2 separate regions of the Homo sapiens genome follow, and region 1 is linked to region 2. The links are chromatin loops, found by intact Hi-C in ENCODE. Cell type or tissue: endothelial cell of umbilical vein. All regions are shown on one strand.

What was found. Hi-C counts contacts between places; a loop is a spot of excess contacts. Peaks named below come from ENCODE experiments on the same cell type or tissue, not always from the same donor. Only the 100,000 strongest peaks of a DNase experiment are listed, where the experiment ranks them.
Region 1: it touches region 2 in a loop (3-fold over the local background); 16 of 110 quality-filtered maps call a loop at or near these places.

What each region holds. Positions count from the first base shown.
Region 1 is chr20:8,046,466-8,054,465 of GRCh38, forward strand. No RefSeq gene overlaps it. Among named protein-coding and RNA genes, the nearest start is that of TMX4-AS1, 31 kb to the left of the region's middle. In endothelial cell of umbilical vein, no CTCF peak of the experiment used is centred here; a DNase peak (open chromatin) is centred at 3,886; H3K27ac peaks cover 673 bases.
Region 2 is chr20:8,301,764-8,309,763 of GRCh38, forward strand. The region is part of intron 2 of PLCB1 (phospholipase C beta 1); the gene reads left to right. Among named protein-coding and RNA genes, the nearest start is that of PLCB1-IT1, 57 kb to the left of the region's middle. RefSeq lists an enhancer at 7,627-8,000. In endothelial cell of umbilical vein, a CTCF peak has its summit at 3,871 (motif pointing left); no DNase peak of the experiment used is centred here.

The DNA of each region.
Region 1 (8,000 bases), 260 kb before region 2:
TATGCAGATTAATTTACATAATTTTATATAAAAATGGAATATAATGAATTTTTTCATATCACTTTGTAAAGCTTTTTGGCATTACCTTTTAATGCTGACCATGAGGACAGCCTGCAACCCAGCAATCCCAGACCTAGGTATACACCCTAGAGACACCCTTGCCCATATGCCCCAGGAGACATATACAGGGATGTTCATAACAGCCCCAAAGAGAGTAAAAGGAAAATAGAATCTCAGGACTCCAAACTCACTATGCTGAAGAGAAAGTTAAGCTTGGGAACTGAGTCATGCAAAAACCTCCTTCCTTTCATTCACAAAGTGATGGCTATAATTTCACAGGCTTACTTTATGTAAAAGGTAGATTTACTGAGCACACGATGAGTGCATAACTGACTTTTTCTTCTATTCCCTTCTTTTCCCATGTAAAATGTAGATTCACTGAGTGCTAATCAGAACTTCACAAGAATGTAACCACTTGCTTCCTTGCCTATCCACCCTTCTATTTTTTTTTTCTTTTTTCTTTTTCTCTCTCTCCTGCTTGCTCTTTCCCCTTTAAATATTGAAATCCCCAAGCCCTCAAGCTTTTTTTCCTGGAAAAAGCACAAGCTCCCCAAGATTTTTTGGGGAAAAACACAAGTCACAGGTTCTACTGTGACTTGAATTTCTTTTTCCCAGGCCTGCCCTCAACCTTGGCAAAATAAAATTCTAATTGACTGAGATCTGCTTCCATCACTTTTTGGTCTACTGAAGGGGCAACACACCTGTCCATCAATAGGACTGGAGGCACCAGACAATTGTGCCTTTCATCTTATGTGATATTTCTTTATCCTGTTAAGGCTTTCAATCTTAAACTCTCTCTCATGTGCTATTAATATTGTAAAACTTGTGTTCTTTTTATTTTTGTCTTGGAACTACAGTGTCAGTATTAAAATTTCCCTTTTTCTTAAAGAAATGTTTTCCTCCTTTCTTAAATTTTGTACAAATTTATTCTTCAAGTTCAGGAAGTTTACCAGGGAATTCCAGATTTCATTTATTCAGCTCTGTCAGGAGCTCATTTCATCCTTTAACCACGAAGAAACTATCTTGCCTCCACTTAGGGTGGTTTTTTTCTATTATTTAATTACTGCCTCCCCCTCATCTGTTCCTACTTACAGCATATTAGAGTTTCTGGAGTTTCACTCCAAATTGCTTTTGGTTCACCTCTTGATGGCCAAATCCTTGTAATGTGTTTGTGTTTAGAGAAATTTAAAAACACAGGGTCTTCTTGCCTGTTATATCTGGTCTGCTGGAGTCTGGCTGTGTCGCCCAGGCTGGAGTGCGGTGAGGCAATCTTGGCTCACAGGTTCAAGCAATTCTTCTGCCTCAGCCTCCCGCATAGCTGGCACTACAGGCGTGTGCCACCACGCCCAGCTAATTTTTGTATTTTTAGTAGAGACAGGGTTTCACCATGTTGGCCCACATGGTCTCCATCTCCTGACCTCGTGATCTTCCCGCCTCGGCCTCCCAAAGTGCTAGGTGTGAGCCACTGCACCCGGCCTGCTCTTGTTTTCAATATTTCTCCTGAATTATAAAATTTGAAAATGATCTGTTTTTGTTTTCAAAAGAACTTTATTTTGTAATTAAATCTTTGTATGTCTCTTTATTTATTGACTTACCAACTTTAGATTGTTAGTTAAAGTTGTCATCTGTTTCCTGGAGTGGTTATTTTTGCTGGAAGCTACCTGTGGAGGGTGATCGGACCCATGTCTTCCTTCCTGTGACTTCTGGGTTCACCTCACTTTATTATTATTTTTCTGCCTCCTGTGGATGACTCACCCTTAAGTCTAGCCTTAAGTAAATATTTGATATCTACCAGGAGCATTCAGGAAAAAAAAATCACACTTATTGGTGATAGATCAGAGGAATTCCCATTAAAGTCTTAAGGCAAGGATAGTTGCTATCATGGTCACTGCGTTGGTGATCATAACCAAAATAATATGACAAGAAAGAAATTAGGTAAATTGATTAGAAGTGAAATGAAAAGACTGACATTATTTACTGATGATATCACCTGCCCAGAAAATCTAACCATATCAACCAAAATATTGTTAGAACTAGTAAGAGAATTTATCAAGATGGTCAGATGTAAGACTAACCTACAAATCTCAGATAGCATTCGATACCAGTAATAAATGTTACAAAATATCTAGAAATAAATCTATCAAGAAATAAGTATAAGACATAAGAAGAAAATTATGAAACTCTACAAAAGGGAAGAAAAGGTAATGAGTATATAGAGAACCATGCAAAAATCTTAGATAAGAAAATTCCATATTATAAATATTTCAATTCTCCACACATTATGCTATAAATTCAATGCAATTACAAATAAAATTCACTTTGGAAATTGTTATAAAATCTTGAGAAACTATATTTAAATCTCATCTGGAGGAGAAAAAATAAAGATAAAAATAGCTAATGTACTTTTTATACAAAACAAAAATAATAAGGCATTACTTTCCTGGTCTGCTATCAGAACTTATTCTAAATCTGCAGTCATTAAAACAGTGTGGCAATAATTTTAGAAAATATGGAAGAGTCAGATAGACTAAATAGGCCAAAAGCCGACCTCTTTTCAGTGGGAAATTCAATAGGTGATAAAGATGGCATTTTAAATCAGAAACCAAAGGATGAATTCTTCAGTAAAGTATATTAAGATTGTGAATTCTGCATTTGGAAGAAAAATAAATTCGATTAACTGCTTCAAATTTGTTACAGATCAGGTTCTTCGGGAAGCAGTTTATGAGACAGGGATGTGTTGGCAGGAAGTTTTTTGGGGAGTTGCTCTTTAGATCGACACCTGGGGAATGTAAAGGAATCAGCAGTGGGCCCCAGGAAATGTCGAGCTGCAGTTTAGGCTCAGTTGAGGCCTGGGCCAACCCTAAAGGGAGCTGTGAAGCTGGGGTGTCCCTTTAGAGCTGTACAGTGCTGGGGTCAGAGGGCCAGCATTTATAGTCCCACAAGGATCAGTCATTGGATGTGGGCTGGTCCCCAGAAGGGAGCATGAACTTGGGCGAGGCAGCTCTCCCCCGCTGAGAGGGTTGACACTACAACATTCACAAAATGAATTCCAGATGTATCTAAAAAACAATGGTAGGAAACTAAGATATGGGGTGTGAGTTTTTTAAAAAGTAGAATGTATCATAATATAGGGTAAGAAGGCATTTCAAATGATAAATGAATTTGACAACTAAAAGATTGAGAAAGTCTATAAACATATTTTAACATAAAGAAAGCCAAATGGCACACTGGGAAAAAAATATTTGCAATGTGTTTTAATCAATGTGTGATGCACAGAATGCAACAAAAAGTAGCTTTCCTTTTGATTTCCAAAAGACAACCTCAAAATTTTTTTATTCTTTTTTTGAGACGGAGTCTTACTTATTGCCCGGGCTGGAGTGCAGTGGTGTGATCTCAGCTCACTGCAACCTCCACCTCCTGGGTTCAAGAGATTCTCGTGCCTCAGCCTCCCGAGTACCAGGAATTACAGGCACTCACCACCATACCCAGCTAATTTTTGTATTTTTAGTAGATAAGTGGTTTCACCATGTTGCCCAGGCTGGTCTCAAATTCCTGACCTCATTTGACCTGCCCACTTTGGCCTCCCAAAGTGCTGGGATCACAGGCAAGAGCCATCGCACCCAGCCTCTCAAAATTATTGAGTAGAAGCTTCAGAGGGCCCCACGACTTTTCTGTCCTATGTTCATGTGTCAGAGTCGAAAACACACTCTCATTTTAGTTCAGGATATTAATCAACACTTCGAACTTCCTTCTGAGATAAGATTTCTCCTCCTTCTCGCCAGCTCTGTGCTGCATTTGGTGGGGTCCCCGGCCATTAGAGAGGGGGATGTGGTTGGCTTCTGTTTGTTCTTTTATTTCGTCTTCCCTCATACCCTCTAGCTAGCTGTGGCTTTAGACCCTGCCTGGCAGAAAAGTGTGGGCAGGAGGAAGGAGAGGTGAAGATATGGAGCTGGAAAACTTCCAGTTTGCTGGGGATGGATTTTGTCACCGCTGACTTCTTGTGTTCTGGGGCTGGCTGATGTTTAAAGGGAACTCTCTTACATAAGATATTTGGTGGGGTTTTTGGATACCCCAATGGCCTCTCTCAACCCCAACCACAGCATTCGCACCTTCCTGGTTCATGCCTCCGATTCACTGGTGGACTATACCTCAGACTCTTGCTGTTAGAGCTCCCACATCCTTCCAGATCATTTAAGCACAGTTGAGAAAGACACTCACATTCTTGGACCCACTGTGAGTGGAAAAATCTTTCCTTCCCAAATGTAGCCCTTTACAGTCTCTCTAACTAGTTTGTCACCGTCTAGACCTCTTGAAGAAGAGGCAGACAGTAGTCTGCTTTTTCCCACCTGCAACCGCATGGAGAACGTTGCTCCTTGGTGTGAAGGGAAGGAAGGCGCTTTGCTGGTTCTGTGGGACCTGGGCTCAGGCAGGAGGACTCGCACCAGGCAGAGCCTCTGTTAAGAAATCCCTTACGAATCCCTGTCCATCTTCTCAACCTGCTGTGCATAAAGATTTTCATTTGTTTGTTTTAGGTTCAAATGTATTCTTTTTGAGAACATCCTGTCACGATATATAACTGAAAAGTGATTACCATCCAGAACTCATAAGGAGCTTCTACAAATCAACAAGAAAAAGACAAATAGCACAGTAGAGGAATGTGGGAATGGTATATACAGACAAATACAGAAGGAGAATTAAACAAAGAAAAGATGCTCAAAGTCACTGATCATCATCAGAATAGAACTGAACTCAACTGGCACTTGGATGTCAAAATTAAAGACATTTAAAGCATCTAGTTTGGCAAAAATGTAGGGAAGTAGATGCTCTCATGCACTGTAGTGGGAGTATGAATTGGCATTTTGACAAGGACTATACAAATTTTTGGAAAATGTTATTTGGCCATATAATTAAAAATTCAAGTCCTCATACCCTGCAATCCATTAGAAGAGACTATATTACATTTTCCAGTGATGAGTGAAAATGGATCATCAGAGATCAGGAAAATATGCACAGTTGTAAAACAGAGATTTATTTTTGTGCACATCTGATTTGTGATTATTGAAGTGTTTGCAGCATCTGTTTTACCCATGTTTTTATGAGAATATATTCCTGCAACACTTACGCACTTAAATTTAAGAAGTCGCTTCATTTTATTACTGTTTTGTAGTAACGTAGTTCCACAAATACAACATTTGTTTTACAAAACATAAAATGATTTCATCATCACACTCTGCTCTTTCCCGGGCTACTAGCTTTAGAGGAGGTAAGCAACACCTTCTTAACAATCATTTAATTGCAGCTTGGGAAGAATTACAAAATTACAGAATTAGACAAGCATGACATTTCTTTAAGCCCTGGTTTACCCATTTCACTAGGTTATCACCTATATTCTTTTGAGATTAAAAAAATCAGATTAAATTCTAATTTTCATATTAAAATTGTTTCATATTAAAATTGTAGAAATAAAATTTTCTACAGCCAATCCATATTCAAATAATCTTCTGCTTAAGAAGGTGTCTCCGTGGCCCATTTCCTCTTCCATAGAGTTGCCCTTCTAAGAGAACTTGGGCCTCAACAATCATATTTCTATTAAAATGGGACCGTGTCCAACCTATTTCTATAGCTAATTGGATCTTGATGTTCAGGTGACCCAAGGTATATTAATCAAAATGTCTCTCTTCAGTATCTGGGAGTAAGATTGAGACACTAAAGAGTCTGGACTCGTTGCTTGAACAGGAAACAGAAACAAGAGAGTTAGACGTATTCAGAAGGAGTTCAAATTATTCTGCAGAGAGGAAAAAATAAAAGCAGACACACAGAGAGAAGTTGAGAAGGAGACAAGGTACAGCTGCCTACTCCCCTAATTCCATAATGGCTTATTCCATAACGGTTCATAGTCGTTTTCTTTGTTTGGAAATAATCACTATCAGTAATAACATTTACTGAGCATGTACTGTTTGCCAGAAACTATTCTAACCACTTTACATATGATATACTGTCTCTTTCAATCTCTATAGCAGCCAGATGACTAAGGACTCTTACAACCCTATAAATGGAGGCAGAGTTTATCTACCTGTGGCCTTAGAACTAGTAATGCAGATAGCAACAATCTGAACCCAGGCCGAATGACTCCAGAGCCTAGATTTGCTCTCTCCTTATCTCTCTTAATTAGCTTTTCTTTTAATTTTGCTCCCTGCTACCGCAAGTCCTTATTTTGAAAATTCCCTCTTTGTCCCTAATATTTTCTTTGGCGTCACTCCCACCCACCGAGGATAAAATCCGCATCATGTTTTGCTTTGAGTTGTCAGATTCTTTTAGTCTCCTTCAATCTAAAATAGACCCCGATGTTTTATTTTGTTTTGTTTGTTTGTTGGTTTTCTGTCCCATGCCTGTTCACAGTTATCTACTGTTGCATAACAAACTACCCTAAAAGCTTAGCAACTTAATGCCATTAAAAAACAACCATTTAATTTTGGTCATAGATACTGTAAATATAAAAAAATGGACAGGGCACAGTGGAGATGGCTTGTCTTTGCTCCACGATGCTGGTGCTTCAGCACCTGAGTAGCTGGAGGCTGGAATGCCCTGGAGTGTTCTTCATTGACATGCCTAGGGCTTGGGCTTGAATGATTCTAGGATTGGATTCAGCTGTGACTATCACTCGGAACACTCACACACGGCTTTTCCATGTGGCTTAGGCTTCCTTACAACATGGTGGCTGCAGGGTAGTTAGACATCTTACATAACTGCTCATGGCTTCATGACCACATATTCCAACACTACATTTAGAAGCTGCAAGGCCTTTAATAACCTAGCCTCAGAGTCACATGCTGTCACTTCAGCTCTACTGTGTTGATCAAAACAGTCACAGAGGAGGGAACCCAGACATCCCCCTCCCCCATATATTATTGGGAATAGTGTCAAGGAATTTACATCCATGGCTTAAAACTACCACAATATCCTTGATATTTTTGAAGCATCCAGGTCAGTTAAACAGATTTTGAACGGTCATGTCATATTGTTGCCTTCTACAAGTTATCCTGTTGACTTTCCAATTTTTATTTTCTAACTCTAGTTTGAAGTGGATTTCTGTTAAAACTTAAAGAGCTCTAAACAATAATGAAGAATATTTCAAATGTTTTAATTGTGCTGAACTCTAAGTATATTGTGCAGTAACAAGCAGGCACGTCTTCAACAAAACTGCTGTTTATTGTTGAAGAAAAAGGCTATGACCTTCACTTTCTCTGGCTCACATCACCGAATCAAAAAACAACATGTAATGCCTATAACTCAGAAGGAATATTGAATCATAACATCTTCTGGCATGCATCACAGCATATTGCAGGGAGAAAAAGAAGACTGGTGTGCCATTTTTTTAATTGTTATTTTACTTTGAGTTTTGGTATATACATGCCGAATGTGCAGGTTTATTACATAGGAATATATGTGCCATGGTGGTTTGCTGTACCTATCAACCCATCGTCTAGGTTTTAAGCCACACATGCATTAGTTATTTGTCCTAATGCTCTCCATCCCTTTTCTCCCCACTCCCCAAAAGTCCCTAGTGTATGATGTTCCTCCCTGTGTCCATGTGTTCTCACTGTTCGGCTCCCACTTATGAGTGAGAACATGCGGTGTTTGGTTTTCTGATCCTGTGTGAGTTTGCTGAGGATGATGGTTTCCAGCTTCATCCATGTCCCTGCAAAGGGCATGAACTCATTCTTTTTATGGCTGCATAGTATTCCATGGTGTATATGTGCCACATTTTCTTTATCCAGTCTATCATTGATGGGCATTTGGGTTGGTTCCAAGTCTTTGCTATTGTAAATAGTACTGCCATAAACATACGTGTGTGGTGTGCCATTCTTTTAACAAAAATTCTAAGGATATGAAATTCTCAACCAAGAAAATTTTTAAAATAAGGTTTATTGATATATTAT
Region 2 (8,000 bases):
AGGATTTATCCTCGGGAAATAATTGGAGTTGTGCCTTGAGTTTGCACGGCAATATGCCAGGACATTTGCAGTATTTACGTCATCTCCAGGAGTTAGGATCTGGTGGTCAAGAATGTGGCTTTGGCATCAGACTGCCTTGATTCAAGTCTTGCCTTCACCATTTGCTGGTTCTGTGACTTTGGACAAATCATTTAATCCTTTTGCCTCAACTGCTTCATACCTAAGATAGAATTGATATCGGCAACTAACTCCTAGGTTTACTGGGAAGAGTAAAAGTGTCAGTAAATGTGAAATACTTTGAACAGTGCATGGTGCTCAGTAAGAACTCAGTACATGTAAGCACCTATGCTTTCAAATGGACTCTCATTCGTTGAGAATTTTTCTTCATTTTCTTGCTGTAGTTGCTATTAGTGGAACGGTTAGAACCTTCTCTTTGTATTCTTTGCAAGCTTTAACCTACTGTTTTAGATATATTTGATCTTCAGTGAACAGTTGTTAGTATGTCAAGAAAAGTAATGAAGGTTCTTAAACTAAACTTAATTTTTTATGGAGGAACACAAGGCAATTTGCTAATTCGGGGATCTACTTCTCTTTCATGATAGCATCTGCAGATGTCATGACAGTTTTTCAAGACCCTGGCAACTTGATAATGTGGCCCAAATAGGGGGCCAATTTCATTCTGCTATGAGTCCAATTTAAACAGGCTCGATTGCGTCAAAATTAGACTTTTAATTATACTTTATCTAATGTCAGGAATCAGTGTTGTGCTTTAGCTATTTAAAACTTTGGCTTTCAATTAGAAATTTGATAGCAATGCATTGAATGCATCTCTTCATCATGTTTTCAGAATTTAAATATCTAACTTTTTTCTTCTTTGATTAAAGAGGATTCCAATCATTGCTGCTTGTATACAATGTAAGTTACATACGCTAATGCCTCTTCAGTTTTTTAATTTTTTTAATTTTATTTTTTAACATACCCCTTCATTTATCTATATACAAATTGTGTCAGAAGACAAAATTATTTCTGTGTTTTTCAAATAAAAAATAGGGTCCCTTTTATTTTTCAAGGAATGATCTTCTTTATTAAATATTATATTATACCACAATATAACATCTAGACATTGGGAGGGATCTTTGAAGATGGTGGAAGACAGTCTTGATATAATAAGATTGAAGATGAAAATAGGCTAATAGAATTGCAACCGATTATACTGGGTGTACCCACTGCTATGCTGTGAGGTAGGGATCAATGACAAAGCTTTGTGTACTTCCAGAGATTGGAAATATCTATACAAAGAGAGGTAAGGAGTAGCCTTTCCTTGTAAAAGTAGAATTGATTCCATATTATATATCCTCTGTATGTCCCCGAAATAGAAGGTCTGCTCCCATGAGCAGCTTCTCAGAACATAAGAAGAGCATCTGGGCTGAAAAAATGTTTCTTGTTTCCTCCTTGTTACCTATTCTTTGTATAGATCCGGGGTTTCAACGTAAAGGTCATGATTTTATCTCCTCAGTCATTTGTTGCTGGGCACAATTTGCCTTTATGGCAAGTGTTGTTGCTAGTTCTTAAAACTACCAGAAGAGATACTTACCCTCCTGAGCAGACAGAAGCTCAGGAGTGCCACAAAGATGAATATAGATTTTAAAAGAAATTTAGGTAAGAAACTAGGGAAGTGATAAATCATGGCCCCCTGTTAAACAGAAAACTCATTAACTGGAATACTGCGTTCTAGTTAAGTGACATTTTACTATCCTTTTTTGTACATAGAGCATTACTTCTTTAATAAAAGGATTACAGAAGCACAATATAAAGAGGGTAATTTAAAAATCTCTAAACAGTGAAAATACTACTTTTTACGCTTTGAAATGGCTTTTTATGTCCAGTCCGAGTGACACTTTTCTTCCTTAGTAAAATCAGCAGGCACTTCCAGGTGGCTGAAATCCACCCTGTGCATTGTTGCTGAGAACATTTATAGCACATTGTTCAGATTAGAATAGCTGAGAACGACAGGGGGCTCTTCAAATGTGCCTCATCGAGTCCCAAATTGGAGATGTGTTTTTGTCATTTCAAAGTTTTGGCAGTAGGGTCTAGGATTCAAAGCAAACACCAGCTCCTGCAGAACACAAGCCTTAATTAATTTCCAGCAGGAAATGAGTGATTGCCAATAAGCCATGAATTAAAATGGAATGGTTCACCAAAAACCAGGTCCTCATCTCAAATGAATAGCATTTCTTGCTGTTTTCTTGAAAGATCATCTCAGACTAAGAAGTGAGCAAGCTCCTATGACAGCTCTCTGTCTGTAAGGGGGTAGTTGGTATGGACAAACACCAAACAGTAAGTCCTGGCCCAGTAAAAAATGGGGACCAAATCTGATGGACTCAAGGGCATTTTGTCAGTATCTCTATCATGTAGCCTGCAATTTTTATGGAGAATCTGTCTATTTTTCTGGCTTCATTATTTATCATGTTGTCATTAAGATTCAGTCTTGAGAAGGTCCTTAAAGGTCAGCTGTTTTCATCATTCAGTCAGTGCTTACAGTACACTGGGGCTACTTCTGCCAAAGGGGTGTCCAGTTGCTGCTTGAACTCCTCTTGTGGCCAGAAACTACCCCCTTCTAAGAGAAGCCTGTTTCATCTCTGAGCAGCTCAGCCAGTTTTCATTTTTTCTTAAAATTGAGCAAAAACGAATCCCCTGTTGCTTAAATCCATTGAGCCTGGTTTATCCCTGAGGGCCAAACACAATGAATCAAAAACCTTCTTCTGCTTGATAGCTCTTTAATAAAAGGGGAAGGCAGGTCTCACACTCCCCCTGAGGGGCCTCTTCTGTGGACAAACATCTCTGAGCTTTTCCTATCTTCTTTGAGAGTGCTTTGTGTGTGTGTGTGTGGGTGTGTCCACTTGCTCTTATGTAAATTCTAATTACTATTGTAATAATAAATAGCCAATACATACAGAATGCTTCCAGTGGGCCAGGCAGTGTTCTAAGTGCTCCCATAATCCTCACAACAACTGTATGAACTGGTTACTAGGATTATCCCATTTTACAGAGAAAAAATGAGGCACAGAGAGATTAAGAAACTTGCTCACCAGGATCTGAATCCACTATTCCACACTCTTAACCCCAGCACTATAAAGTTTCTCATGTCCTCATTTGTCTATTTCAGCCATACCTGTCCTGGAGACAAGAGCCATTGCTAGTTTTCTATGGGGAACTGACATTGCTATCATCTACTCCACACTGGCTATATGCTAGGAACTATAGATTAGTTGGTCTGATTAATCCTTTGAACAGTCAGCAATCATTGTTTTTGAGGATGTGTTGTTGTTATTGTTGTTTGGTCCAGCACTTCCCCATACTATCCCCATTAATCATTAATTATGTTGTTAATTAAGAACACCTGTACTTAACTCGTGGCCATTTATTCCTTTTCTAGAACTATTTATTGTCTATATTTTAGAGAACCTTAAATATGAAAATGGTTAATCCAGAATTTTTTGCTTGGGCCAAGCAAGCAAAATGCATTGCTGCTTTATGAAGAAGACCTTCTTTTGGTAAGAAGACAGTTTTTCATATTTTCATAGCCAGCAATTAAAACCACATGAGACAGGAAAACCTTCAAATTCTTTCTGAGCAAAATACTCTTCCTAGTGAGAAATGTGCTCAAAGTGGTTAAAGATAATGGGAAGCAGCAGAATTAGGATTTGAACTCGTGTGCTTCTGGGCCAAAACCATGGAGTTCCCATTTTGCAAACACACCTTGGGGTCTGTAACCAGGTGCGGCTCCCTGCAGGTGCCAACCACCTGTGGTAAAGGCATGATGAGTCCACTTCCTGTAAGGCTCAGCCCTGCTAGTCGCGACTAGCGCCCTCTAGTGGTCCAAGAGAAAGGGTAAGGTGAGTTCCGGTTTATGATTTGACTTGAGGCATTCGGAGGCTAAACATCCACAAGGTTAGTTCCCTGAACCCCTATAAACCTTGCTATTTATATCTCTTCCTCAACTCTGAGGCCCTCACCCTACATCGGCTGCAGTACAGATTCAGCCTTTAGCGACGGAATTATGTACTGAAACACTCATTTCTGTGCCGCTGCAGTGGTTAGCTTTGATTTTTATAGAGATGCACATGAGAAAACAGTCTGAGCCTGGAGAGTGACTTGTGGGCTGCTAAGGTAAATTGAACCCATGTGTGTGGTATCCTCATGATTGGGAGCAGCAGCAGATGGTGGGCTAGGATGCCTCCAGAAATGGGCTTCGGAAGCATAAAATAAGGACTTGTTCTCTTACATCTGCCTCTGTTGGGGTGTTTAAAGAATTGTTGGGATTAATGCATTTTTCATTTGAAGTTTAAACACTCTCAGAGGATGTTTAGCCGATGGACTATTCTCATTATAGAATGAATTGCTTCACTGGGTTGCACTTTGCAAAGATTGGCTGCAGGGAGTAAGTGATTTGTTGGAAAAGAAGGAGCAAAAAAGGGTGGAAAGAGCAAAGACTCAGTGTCTCAGACAAGTCTTCAACTTTTCCTCTCCATCCAAAATGAATTCATTATGACTGAGAGGTTCCAGTTGGACTCCTGGAGACATTTAGAAGTGCCCCAGAAATGCCACCTGCAGGTCAGTGGTCATGTCAAACTAGAATCTTCTGCACAAGTCAAATATAAGAAGGAAACTTGTTTCATTTGAGTCAGATTTACTTAAGTTTTGGATTGACTCCTAGATCGGCTTCTCACTTTGGGCAAGCTCCTTAATGTCTGCAATCCTTGTTATTTTCATCTGTAAAGTGGAGCTTGTGATGCTTACTTTGTGAGATGTCTTTGGAATCAAGCGAAGTAATGTCTGTAATGCGAATAGCCTAGTGCAGGCATACAACAGATGCCCCATCTAATGGGATTATATTAAAATTATTGTTGTTTTAATATTGGTTATGAAAATATTGCAAAGTGAATGAAGAACTCTCCTTTTACCCAATTTTTTTGTTCAATTTTGTACGTGAACAGTTTAAGGAATCTTTTAACGGAATTTTTAAAAACACTTGGAGGCGGTGACTCTTTAAAAGCTAAACCATGAAATGTTACCATCAGAAAAGAGCTGCTGCTGCCATTTACAAGCATTAACCAAATCCTCAAGAATTAAGCTAGAACTGAGCACATTCTTAACAAGGTGGTTTCGAGTTTTCAGATACATCTTTATTTCTTCAGCTCATTTGCAAATACTTATCTCTGATTTAAATCATTCAAATGACTTCAGGAACACAATGGAAGCAGAGCAGAACTAAGTGTTTCCAACTGTCAGGTCTGGTGAGGGATGATGTAAAACGGGACATTTAGCTGGCATCCTGCATAGTCTTTAAATAGAATTAACAAAAGCTTCCACGTTTCAATGGCTAAAGGTAGTGTTTATTGTAAAGGCAGCATGCCTGGAGACCTAAGAGTGGGAGTAGGGGGGTGGGCATGGGCACGTGTGGGTGCAGGCAGGGCATTCTGAGGGGTCAGTTGAAAGGCTCTGTCTCTGGATTCAGCTTTAACTGGTTCTAAAATAATGAAGCAGAAATGACTTTCCTTCTCTCTCTGGTGTCAGCTTCAAATGAATTATGGATACTGAACCTACAGAGGTAATGCTGATTAAATAATTGAACAATCCATTGATTAACTACAGATTGTCAATTGGAATAATCTGTCGACGACCTGACTGCCCACCTTTAGCATTTAGACAGTATTTTAATGTTAATGAGGTTTTGAACTTTTTGTGCTTTTGGTTTGGTGGGGGTTTTTTTTGTTAGTTTTTGAGGGTTTTTGGTGGGTTTTTTATTTTTGGTTCAGCACTTCCCCACCTAATCCCAATTAATCATTAATTATGTTGTTAGTTAAGAACACTGGGCTGGGCACGGTGGCTCACACCTGTAATCCCAGCACTTTGGGAGGCCGAGGTGGGTGGATCACCTGAGGTCAGGTGTTCGAGACCAGCCTGGTCCAACATGGTAAAACCCTGTCTCTACTAAAAATACAAAAATTAGCCGGGCATAGTGGCACGCGCCTGTAATCCCAGCTACTCGGGAGGCTGAAGCAGGAGAATTGCTTGAACCTGGGAGGCAGATGTTGACAGTGAGCTAAGATAGTGTCACTGCACTCCAGCCTGGGCAACAGAGCAAGACTCCATCTCAAAACAAACAAACAAACAAACAAAACAAAAACACCTATACTTGACTTGTGGCTGTTTATTCCTTTTCTAGAGCTATTTGTTGTCTGCATTATAGAGAACTTTAAATATCAAAGTAGTTATTCCTGAACTTTTTACTTGAGTCAAATAAACAAAATGCATTGCTGCTTTGTGCTTTATGCAGAAGACCTTCTCCTGGTAAGGAGACAGTTTTTCATATTATAGCCAGCAATTAAAACCACATGAGATAGGAAGACCTTATTCTAATTCTTTCTGAGCAAAATACTTGCCCTTAATTTATTATTTAATAAACACATATATAGCACTTACCATCTGCCAAATTATTTATATTCTTTTAAATATTAACCAATTTAATCTTCATAGGGACTTTCTGAGTAAAGAACTATGAATGTTCAGCCGGGCGCAGTGGCTCATGCCTGTAATCCCAGCACTTCGGGAGGCCAAGGTGAGCGGATCACCTGAGGTCAGGAGTTCGAGACCAGCCTGGCCAACATGGTGAAACCCTCTCTCTAATAAAAACACAAAAATTAGCTGGGCACGGTGGCAGGTGCCTGTAATCCCAGCTACTCGGGAGGCTGAGGTAGGAGAATCACTTGAGCCTGGGAGGCAAAGGTTGCAGTGAGCCGAGACCGTGCCACTGCGCTGCAGTCTGGGCAACAGAGCGAGATTCCGTATATCAAAAAAAAAAAAAAAAAAAAAAAGGACAACTATGAATGTTCCTGTTTTACAGATGAGAAAACTGAAATACATGGAGGCTACATAACTTGTCAGAGATCACTAGTAAGTGGAAGAGGTGGGATTTGGACCCAGGTAGCGTCCATAGCTTAATCAGTGCTCTCTCAGTACTTTTTGGTCATAACTCTTAAATAAGTGTAATAATAATAAAAAATAATAATAATGTCTGCCATTCATAGCATTGTACTTCTTCTGCCTTTGTAGTGTAGTTCATTTTGAATCCCAGATAGGGACTCATAGATTTTTTTCTTTTTAATATTTAAAAAATCTCAGATTTGTTGACTTAAAATCCATATAGTTTTTTTTTTAAATGTGGACCTAGAACTGAGTATTATTGGGGGAAAAAAAACATTGTAAATTAGTAAGTAGTGTGGTTCATGGGATCATCAACTGTTAGCGCTGGGAGGAATAGTATTTTTCTGACCCATTTTATTTTGGGAATGAAGAATCTGAGGTGGGAGAATCTCTGGTTTTATACAACAGTAGGTTGCCCATGGCTTTCTTTCTGAGGAGACTGGGGGAGACACTTGGATAAGAGAAGGACTTCTGTGAACAAGGGGGTATGCTTTTCTAAAAATGATTTGATTAATCCTTGAAAATATCCTTCTACGAGGCACAGAGGGAAATCCTCCCTACCCCCGAATAATGCACAAGACCTTACTGGTCTACAAAGGTCCTGCAGATAGAACTAAGGACAAGAGAATTCCTATGCCGCTGTAATGGCCTACATAGGAAAAGCATTCTTCTTGTTGTTGAATAAGAAAACATAACATCCTCCAGATTTCTACCAGTGTTTTTCTTATGACTGGAAATAGTAAGTAGAACAATGTCATACTTGGACAACTATATTCAAACTGGCTAATAGTTTTGTTAATTGGGACTACAAATGAGAAATAGAAGTCCCATGATGACCTAGTCCATTGAAGTGTCAAGTTTAAGTCTCCTAGTTCAGAATCAAAGGGAGCAGCTATAGGGTGAGAAGCAATCGCGTCCATAATTCCGTTGACAGCAGTTTTCTTCGGGCTTTGATTCATAGCTCATCTGCTCCCTGCTGATTGCCCTGAGCTCAGCAATGCCATGCTGGTTTC